Regions from separate parts of the Mus musculus genome. Here all the other regions are linked to region 2. Evidence: chromatin contacts called from ENCODE Hi-C or POLR2A ChIA-PET data. All regions are on one chromosome and are shown on one strand. The core of a region is the stretch at or near the end of the contact, and the rest is flanking DNA. Distances in the headings are between cores, read along the strand shown. Region 1 holds the start of Lage3 (L antigen family, member 3). Region 2 holds the start of Flna (filamin, alpha). Region 3 holds the start of Plxna3 (plexin A3).

Evidence for each region. A loop is a pair of places that touch in the nucleus more often than their neighbours do. ChIA-PET counts read pairs that join two places held with the same protein, here RNA polymerase II (POLR2A).
Region 1: a loop to region 2 is called in a map of heart, with 2.2 times the contacts of the local background. The contact joins the promoter of Lage3 here to the promoter of Flna in region 2. A Hi-C loop is called at or near these places in 5 of 37 maps with a recorded cell type or tissue (heart and left cerebral cortex). POLR2A ChIA-PET finds 5 or more read pairs at or near these places in 4 of 5 experiments (Patski and embryonic stem cell).
Region 3: POLR2A ChIA-PET joins it to region 2 with 13 read pairs in Patski. The contact joins the promoter of Plxna3 here to the promoter of Flna in region 2. POLR2A ChIA-PET finds 5 or more read pairs at or near these places in 3 of 5 experiments (Patski and embryonic stem cell).

Annotation. Positions count from the first base shown.
Region 1 is chrX:74,351,592-74,355,065 of GRCm38, reverse strand. Lage3 (L antigen family, member 3) reads left to right here and starts at 1,448. Exons shown (of 3, transcript NM_025410.2): 1 at 1,448-1,741; 2 at 2,064-2,192; 3 at 2,568-2,904. The coding sequence starts at 1,539. The coding sequence ends at 2,682.
Region 2 is chrX:74,245,224-74,248,570 of GRCm38, reverse strand. Flna (filamin, alpha) reads left to right here and starts at 2,037. Exons shown (of 46, transcript NM_010227.3): 1 at 2,037-2,507. The coding sequence starts at 2,135.
Region 3 is chrX:74,327,167-74,330,550 of GRCm38, reverse strand. It overlaps Plxna3 (plexin A3), which reads right to left and starts at 1,485. Exons shown (of 33, transcript NM_008883.2): 1 at 1,336-1,485. Gm39520 (a long non-coding RNA gene) reads left to right here and starts at 2,261. Exons shown (of 4, transcript XR_878127.3): 1 at 2,261-2,381; 2 at 2,756-2,821.

The DNA of each region.
Region 1 (3,474 bases), core at 199-2,698, 110 kb before region 2:
TGGAGGATAGGTAGGATCAAAATACATAGTATACATGTATGAAATTGTCAAGGAATAAGTAAGACATATTTTTAAAAATGAAATTAGGAATGATTTTGTGGAGGATAAGCTGTAGACAGTTGTAAAAGAAAATCTCAGGGCTTTTGAAGGTGTTCAAGGAGAGGAGCTGGAGCTGCTTCAGTAATTAAAACTTGCTGCTCTTGCAAAGGACCTGGATTCAGTTCCCAGCACCCACATGACAGTTTATAACCACCCACAACTCCAGTTACAGGATTCACATAGATACCAGGACCTGCACACAGTAGGTGCACTTATATACAAACAGGGAAAACACTCAAACACATACAATAAAAATAAATACATTTAGCTGGGGTGAGGGTTGTGTTTTAATCCTGGCACTCAGAAGACAAAGGCAGGAAGATCTCTGAGTTTGAGGCCAGCCTGGTCTACAGAACAACTTCCAGGACAGCCAGACCTACATAGAGTCTCTCTCTCCTCTTTCTCCTCTCTGTCCTCTCTGTCCCCCCTCTCTCCTTCCTTTCCCGATCCCTCTACCACCACCCTCAACAGGGCCTCACTATATAGCTGTCCTAGAACTCACTATGAAGACCAGGTTGACTTCAACTTCACAGCCACCTGCTCTGCCTCCAAAGTGTCGGGATTAAAGGCATGTAACCCTGGCTAAGAGAACTTATCTGGAAAAATAAAGAAACCTCTTGCTTGCTGATACTCAAAATCTCATTTCACTTCATTTGTTTGTTGATGGGGTTTTCTGTTTTGTGACTGCTTTTGAGATGATATAAATATGTAAGTCTGGATAGCCTAGAAGTGGTTATGTAGATCAGGCTGACCTCCAACTTAAGCAAAGAACTATTCCCACCTCCTAAATCAGTGGTTCTCAACCTTCCTAATGCTGCAACCCTTTAATATGTTCCTCATGTTATGGTGACCCCAACCATAAAATTATTTTCATTGCTACCTCATAACTGTAATTTTGTTACTGTTATGAGTTGTAATGTAAATATCTGATATGCAGGATATCTGATATGTGACCCCAACTTGGGTCAACCCACAGATTGAGAACCATGGTCCTAAATGCTAAGATTTCTTCAGGCATCACCACACCAGGCCACTTGACAGTTTTTTGGTTTGATAGTGTTTTGGTTTTTGTTGTGGTTTTGTTTTTTAGAAAATATCACCTTAGGTCCCTTTTAGGAAACTGTAGGGACAACTTGGCATGGTGATGCACTTTGGAGGCAGAAGCTGACCAGATCAACCTATAAATCCCTGGAGAGTCCTCCTGCCCACCCCCACCCCCCCCCCCCACCGCTCCTCCCCGCCCCGCCTCCCTCCCCCCCCCCCGCCCCTCGCCCCTCCCCGGCCCCACCACCTTCCCCGTTCGCGCAGGCGCGTGTGGAATGGCAGCCTGTGCGAGGGGCGGAGCTTCCGGAGGATAAGGCGGGTTCTGGGCCGCAGCAATGGCAGAGGCGGCGGGCTGGTAACGCGAAGGTGGGTTGAAAGGAGGAACAGCAGCAGACATGCAGACAGCACACACAGGTTTAAGCCACACTGCAGATGGCGCCGATGGTCAGACTAGCCGCTGTTGTCCTGGTAATGCAGGCACAAAGGCAGTTATTCCCAGTGGAGCTCACCCTGTTGCAAGAGCACTGGAAGCCTCCCGAAATTCCAGCAAAAGCATGGTGCCTTTAACCCAAAGGCCTGGAACCCGACATCACAGATTGTATCCTACCGGACATGGACATATCTGCGGGATGCTTGAAACAGGGAAGCGGGTAGTCTGGAGGAGGGTAAAAAAAGAAAGAAAAGAAAAGAAAAAAAAGCAGGGAGGAGGGAAGCAGAGGGACCCGCTGATTGGGGTATGGCCTGGGCATGAAAAGTTCCTTGACAACAGAGGAGGGGCAGCAGGGTGGAGGGAAATGAGCAGGAATGGCCCAAGCAATGTGGAAGATATAGCCTGGGGAGCTTAGACCAGATGCGATGATTTTAGAGGGGTAAGGAGGCAAAGTTGATTCAAGATGGTGCCTTTCCTGAGTCTCTACCAGCTCCCTCTTCGTGCCTTTCCCGACCTCTTTGGAGGCAGAAATCGCCTGTGGGTCCCTAGTTCCAGATGTCGAACCACATCGAGGACTGGTAGGGAAGGAGCTTAAAGTGAGCGGCTGCATGCTGGAGGTGTAAGTGTTGAAAGAGTCTAGGATGCTGGGTAGGTGTCTGGGCCATCCTCCACCCTAGGCTGCACTTCCTCAGAGACATCATCACACTAGAGTGATTTTTAAGGAAAGGCATGATGCACTGGACCAGTCTAGTCTCTACCTGCAGTACAGTGGATGCCTGACAGATGAAGAAAGGGTAGGAGCCAAGAGAAAGGCAGATGGTCTGATTACTGTGAGTTCCAGGCCAGCCAGATCCACATAGCAATCCCTAAGCCAACCATGGCTACATAGTGAGAGATTTTCTATCTATTTCCAAAAAAAAAAAAATAAATAAAAGGAAAGAAATAAGGGTAGAAACTACCAGTTTGAATTTGATGTTCTTTTCCTCACTCTTAGACGCTGGATCGCGGAAGATTCTCGCCTCCTCCGACTTTCCATCATCAACTTTCTTGACCAGCTTTCCCTAGTGGTGAACACCATACAGCTCTTTGGGCCCCCAGTTTCCTGTTAAGCCTGGCTGGGGACCCATGTCTGACCTTATCTCCGTCTCCTCCTAAGCAATACAATTTTCCCTAGGGAAAAGATTCTAGAAATAGTAACTACTACATAAATGTGGGGGCCTAATATTTTTTTCCTGATTTGGTCCTCAGGCACTTAGGAGCCATTTGGTCTGGTGCTTCAATGTTTGTTGCTGAAGAAAATAAAGCTATGTTGCTAATCTGCATTTGAGCTTATTTTCAGCCTCTAAATTTTCTTTGGTTTTTATTTTGTGTTGGAGGAGGGGCTCTGGAATTCAGGTGGTTTCTTTTGTTTGTTTTTTCTTTTCTTTGTTTTAAAAAGATTTATTTATTCATTTTTATGCATATGAGTACACTATAGCTGTACAGATGGTTTTGCGTCTTCATGTGGTTGTTGGGAATTGTATTTAGGACCGCTGCTCGCTCCGGTCAACCCCATTCGCTACGGTCAGCCAGCTTGCTCCAGTCAACTCCGTTTGCTCAGTCCCTGCTCACTCCAGCCCGAAGATTTATTTATTATTATACATAAGTGCACTTTAGCTGTCTTTAGACACACCAGAAGAGGGTGTCAGATCTCATTACGAGTGGTTGTGAGCCACCATGTGGTTGCTGGGATTTGAACTCGGGACCTTTGGAAGAGTGGTCAGTGCTCTTAACAGCTGAGCCATCTCGCCAGCCCTTTTTCTTTTTTTTTAAGACAGGGTTTCTCGTGTAGTCTTGTCTGTCCTGGAACTCACTCTGTAGACCAGGCTGGTCTCAAACTCAGAAATCCACCTGCCTCTGCC
Region 2 (3,347 bases), core at 788-3,287:
CTCATGTGATCCAGCCAAATGGCATTGAATGAAAAATCATGTATTAATGCAATTCCGTACATGGGGCTTTGCTCTCCAGTAGATCAGGGGGACCAAAAATATTACCCTAATTGTGTCTTGAATAACATGGCTGGAAGTTTCCATTTGGGTTATCCCTGCACAGTTCTGCCATCATGTCCCCCAACTCAACCTTTGGCTCACTTGGTGCAGATATTTATGCAGGTGACTGGAGGTAGAATGGGGGGGAGGGATTCTGTACTGAAAATGTTATTTGACTGGCGATATCATAGACAATCTCAAGATGACTATGCTGAAAGGTTCTGCCCATTGTGATCAAAGCCCTATCATAGCCCTACCACAGGCAATGAAGACACTCCAGGCTGTGGGAGAGTCAACCATATTTGGGCATGACATGTTGGTCAACCCAAGGCCTCTTTCAGCCACTGGTCTTTATCTATCTATCTATCTATCTATCTATCTATCTATCTAATTAATTTTATGTGCATAATTTTGCCTGCATTCATGTCTGTGTGAAGGTGTCATATTCCCTGGAGCTAGAGTTACAGACAGTTGTAAGCTTTCATATGGGTGCTGGGAATTGAATCTGGGTCCTCTGAAAGAGCAGCCACTGCTCTTAACCACAGAGCCATCTCTCCAGCCCCGGCGGCCACTGGTCTTAGAATTGAGAAGTAGGGACAGAAGCCTGTCTTTCTGGAAAAACAATTTAACATTCTGGAGAGGCTTGAAGTACAGAGTAAGTAGATGGAAAAGTCTACCACGGGAAAGACATAGGTAAGATGAATCCCCTTAACTAAAGAGGATGGTTGGGAGTATCCCCTACAGTTTTCTTTTTCTGTATCTTCGCTCCTTTCTGTCCCAGCACAGCATCCTCATCACTATCTCCAGAGAATATCTATCATTAAATTAACTTTTAGTGAGTAGCTTCACACTACTTAGGGAACACACTCAGGCTCCTTAGCAAGCCTTGATGTCTGGTGACTCTCCTTTCTTCAGTAATCTGGGACCCTCTCCCTGAGCCCCTCCACATCTCTAGGGTCACAGCAAGGCTTGGGACTGTTCAGCCAGAGAAGACCTCTCCCCCCAGAATTCCTCAGGGCCCAAGGTAGAACAGTGAGTATGGCAGGTACAAGGTGTACAGATCTACATGCATCACAGGGCAGGCAGGCAGGCAGGCAGGCAGGCGCCCTCTGATTGTGTGCATTGGCATACCCTGGACCTTTGGAAAGCTGCTTGATCCTGTAGTGCTGGTGGCCACTTGGCCCAGTGCTGGCCCCATTTCCTCGCGGATGGAACTAGGCAGTAGAGAAGACGACGGTGGGAATGGGCCTGTGCAGGTGTGCAGGCCAGGGTCATGGAGACTGGGAAGACCAAAGGAGATGGGTAGGGAGTGCCAGGGCTCTGTGGGTGTCTATGTTAGGTGATGAGAGCCCTGTCTGACAGCATACAAAGAGCTCTCAGCAGCGTTAGGCGCTCTGGAAGGGTTCGCTCACAGGATTGCTTTACTCTGCTGTGGATCACACTGTGGCTGAGAACCCTAAGCTCGGGAAGAATAGAGAATGTAGAAGAGGGTACAGGGTCAGGGCGGAGCCCAAGTGATACCGGGACATTATTCGCTCCGCCTTCTGCAGGGACCTTGGGGAAAGAAAGTCCCTTGTAAGGGTGTGCCTGCTGGAGCTGAGCAATTCTGTGACAGAATTGCTCAAGCGTTCCTAGATCTGGGGTCCGTTTCCTGTAGTACTGTAGCGGATGTTGCCAGACCTTTTTGTGCTCTTTGGGGCTCAAAGACCCTTTCTGAAGCAGCGGGGCTGAGTTGCTTTTGGCGGAGTGCAGAGGCAGCTTCGGGGGATGGGGGCGGGGGGCGTTGTGGGGCATTCCAACGGGAGGGGCGAGGTGGGGCGGGCGCGGCCCAGAAGCCCCACCCAGAGGCTCCGCCCCCAAGGAAACTTTGCCTCTGGCTCCGCCTTTCGCATACATTTAAAGGGCTCGCTCTTTCCGCAGTGCAACCTCTGTTCTGTGCCTCGTCGTTCATGCTCGGAGGTGCCTACTGCTTTAATTAAAGGGCCGTCCCATCGGCGAAGCTGCAGCACCGCCCCTCCGTTCCTCGCGCCTCAAAATGAGTAGCTCTCACTCCCGCTGTGGCCAGAGTGCGGCGGTTGCGTCTCCGGGAGGCAGTATCGATTCACGGGACGCGGAGATGCCGGCTACCGAAAAAGACCTAGCAGAAGATGCACCGTGGAAGAAAATTCAGCAGAACACATTCACCCGCTGGTGCAATGAGCACCTTAAGTGCGTAAGCAAGCGCATCGCCAATCTGCAGACGGACCTGAGCGATGGGTTGCGGCTCATCGCGCTGCTCGAGGTACTCAGCCAGAAGAAAATGCACCGCAAGCACAACCAAAGACCCACTTTCCGCCAGATGCAGCTCGAAAATGTGTCGGTGGCGCTTGAATTCCTGGACCGTGAGAGCATCAAGCTCGTGTCCATAGGTGAGGGCACGGGCTACACTGGGGCGCTGAGTGGGTGCGGGCGTGGTCGCAACAAATTCTTCCTTTCTTCTCCTCTAGAGTCTCTCCTAGTTGTCTTCCCTAGCTGCTGCACACAACCAAGGCTACCACTAGGCCCCTTAGCCGCCTTGTTCTTTGAGGTCCTCGAGAACAAAAGGCTGGCCTGGCGAGCATGCGAACCGCTACGCGCCCCCGCCCGCAGCGCCTTGCTGGCCTGCTCCCAGGCTGAGCTCACATCCTCTGTAGGCCGCGCCCCCAACGCTGCACCCGAGGTGGGACAGGCACAGACTAGGCTTCTGCCTCTGAGAGCCGCACCCCATCCCTGGGATACCCATGCTTTCCACCTACAACAATTTTAAAAGTACCCTTCTAGCATTTGGCTGCCTCTGCAGTTCTAAAGTGAAGGTTGTAGCTTGTTCTCCTATTTATGTAGGACTCCCTCAACTTCTTGCCCTGGAACATGCTTCCCCATTGGAGATAGTTCAAATCCCCAGTTTCTTTCTTTCTTTCTTTCTTTTTTTGCTGAACTTGGAGGGGGGCAAAGAGATATACTGCTGGCAAAACTGTACTCCAGGTGTAATGAGTGTGGTTGACTAAAGGCACGAGCACTTGGTTGTTAGCTTTGCTGTCTATCATGGATCAAATTCTTGTTTCATTGTAAACCTTGGTTTTGTACATCTAGAATGCAGAGATTGGTTGAAAGGTGCTCCAATGTGCACAGGGTTTACTGCTAGTCCAGTTCCCAAGTCTTTGAACTGGAGAGGTTGGCATTGGTATTGTCTCTTGCAGGATCCCATGCTTTTCTCAAAGTAGGGGCTGCTC
Region 3 (3,384 bases), core at 236-2,735, 83 kb before region 2:
GTTAGTGGCACTGCTAGCAGGAGTCCTAGAGCAAAGCTCTGGAGAATTAAGGCCTGAGACTGGTTTCAGTGCCACTACATCTCCAACTCATGGCCTCAGGTGCTTTCTCCCTTTGAGGGCCTTGGCTGCTTATCCAGGAGTCTGCTGTCTGGCCTTTCCACTGCAACACAAAGCCAAGACTCTCGCTGAGACAGACATCAGTCAAGCTTTGCTCAGACACAGGCAGACAAATGCTCTGCCAGGCCTGTGTGGCTCTCCCTGAAGAGCCAAAGGTTAGTCAGAGAGGGATATTGGCAGAAGGGTATAACCCACTTTTGAGAGTCCCAGAAGTATTATATGTAGAAACCAGCATCCTCAAATACAGTTGAAGCCTTAAGGCTATGGAGTACTACCCCTTCCCCTAAACAAATAGGGCCAATGCTGGCATTCACCCCCCGGGCCACACCCAGCCAGCCCCAGGCTGCAAAGACAGCAGAGCAGTGTCTCTGTAACTAATGGGGCAGAGCTCAGTGCTACCCTCTCAGTGCCCAATTCCCAAGAGACACAGGAGGGACTCAGAATGGGGTGGGGGGTGGGGGCCACAGCAAAGAGAAAGAAAAGCCAGCATTTGCTAGAACATGGAGCAATTCCAGCTTGAAAGTGCCAAGTTTCAGCTCAGAGTGATCAGCGCTCTGGGGCTCTTTTGTCGGGTCTGCATCCCAGACCCCTCATGCAACAACCAGAGAAGAAAGGAAAGCAAAAGAGAAAAGCGACTGCACCCTACCTTCACCTCTTCTACACTCTACAGAAAAGCCAAATTTTAGGAACTGGCCGGGACAGGTTGGAAAGGAGACCTGGAAAGTGGTAATTGGCAGCCCAAGACCCCACCCCAGCCCCCACCTCTAAGTGGCAACCTCAAGCATCACAGTCGCACCCAGCCCCTCTGCTACAGTCCTGCCAGCAAAGAGCGCGATGATGAGGAAAGCTCCATATAAATATGCAGGTCCACAGCCCGCTCTTCCACAATGCTCCCCTCTATGCCATGAACCCAACCAGTCCTGCCCCCAATGGGGGCACCCTGAGCAGACCCGCAGATACCTTAGTCAATACAGAGGCTACAGCAATGCTCAGAGATGCTGCTCCTCCTCTACAAAAGGGTTCTATCAACCAATAGGACTATGATCGAGTTGGCTGTCTCTTCCCGCTCAGGGTACGGAGTGCTTGGCAAGCCTGGTCTGGAGAGGTAGGGAGGGACAGGGCCTGACCCCAGAAACCATCTGGACCCCCAGGCTGTCTGAAACCTCTGCCATCCAGCAGACTATTGGCGCACAGGCTTTAAGGATGGCGACCACCTACCTGTCCCTCCACCGCGACTGACTCGGGGTGGCCACCCGTGGCCACGTGGACGTGCCCCCCCGCCCCGTGCCCAACAGCCGCCCCCCTCGCTTGGCCCCGCAGCCTCGCCTCGCACGCTGCAAAATCTGCAACCGCCGCCGCCCACACACTGGGCTGGCCTGCGGCCGCCTGGGCCTTTTAAACCCGGACCGTACCACCACACCGGGAGGGGGCTCCCAGAGAGGGCGGGCCGGGGCCCTAAGAAGCAGAGCGCATGGCGGTTGGGGGAGGCCGCTAGGCCCTGGGGCCCAGGACTCTAGTGCAAGAAGCAAGCCTCTCATGGGTCTCTGGGGATCCCTTCCTGAGAACAGCCCCCTTTGCTCAATGGCTGAGTCCTAGGCGCGGGCCTCTCCACACCCCCAGCTCCCCGCCTGCTGCCTTCAGCAACCCTGGAATCTGTGCGCGGCCGCGCCACACCCCCTTGGGCCTGGAGTGCGCGCCTCCAGGAGCCCGTGGCCACCTGCTACTGTTGCAAGATATTGCTTTGGCCGGTCCAACAAAACCGCACAAACAAAGATTGCCCCCTAACTCAGGGCTCTTTCTCCAATGATCCATAAACTGGTGGGCTAATACCCGCCACGAAGCTTGGAGTACTGCAACTTATAGCCATTTTCACCTAGTTCTTTCCTCAGCAAGTCACCATGACTCTGAATCTGCTGAATCTGGGATTTAATTCCATTGCTTTCTCTTTTTTTTCTTGAATTTATTTTCCCTTTAGTACAGAGTGGTCTCGAACTGACTACCCTTCTGCTTCATCCTCCCAATACTGGGATCATTATGGGTCTATGCCATCACAGCTGCATTTTTTCCATGTTGTGTTGAGATAGTGCCTCCTACTGTACCCCAGGCTGGCCTTGAACTTACAGTGATCCTCCAGCTTCACCTTCCCATGTTCTGGAATACAAGTATTTTCCACTGCTACAGTTATTCTTTGTGTGTGCATGCGCACGCACCCAAGAAGACCATCTGAGAGCATTAGACACCATAGAGCTGCAGTACAGTAGCAGGTGCTCTTAACCATTGAGCCATCTTTCTAGCCTCTTTTTTTTTCCGTTGTAAACCGCTTTATTGAGATATAATTCAGTTTTCATATAAGTCCTGTATTTAATGTATACAGACAATTCAGTGGCGTTTTAATATAATCCTAAAGATGTGCAACCATTTCTGCCATCTAATTCTTGAACATTTTCATCACTTCTAAAAGAAACTCTGTAGGAGTTAGCTATCAGTCTCAATTCCCCTCATATATATATATACCCAAGCTCTGGGAAACGCTCTGTCCTTACTGACTGTGGGGTTGCCTCTTAAGGATATCTCAAATAAATGGAACTATACAATATAAATATATTTTTATGTCGACTCATTCTTTTAATATTTTCAGGTTTTGTCAGAGTTGTACCATGGATCAAGACTTCCTTTTGGGGCCAAATAATATCCTGTTGCATGGGTAAGCCACATTTTATTTATTCTTTCATCAACTGACACATTTTTTTGTTTTCCTCTTTGGGCTGTTTGCTTACTTCTTTGTATGTGCTTGGGCCAGGGAGTGGCACTATTAGGAGGTGTAGCCTGGTTGGAATAGGTGTGTCACTGTGGGTGTGGGCTTTAATACCTAGCTGCCTGGAAGTCAGTTTCTGCTAGCTGCCTTTGGAACCAGATGTGGAACTCTCAGCTCCTTCAGCCCCATGCCTGCCTGAATGCTGCTGTGCTTCCTGTCTGGATGACAATAGACTAAACCTCTGAACCTGTGAGCCAACCCCAATTAAATGTTGTCCTTATAAGAGTAGCCTTGATCATGGTGTCTGTTCATAGCAGTAAAACCCTAAGACATTACTAGAAACACTTCTATGTATTGTTTGTTTAGAAATGATCATATAACTTTTTCTACCTTTACCACCATTCCAAAAATTGGGATTGCACTTCTTTTGTATTCATATGTGTCAGTACATGAGTGTGGAAAGCATCTGTACTTTGCACATGTATGGAGGCCAGAGCAGAACATTTGTTGTC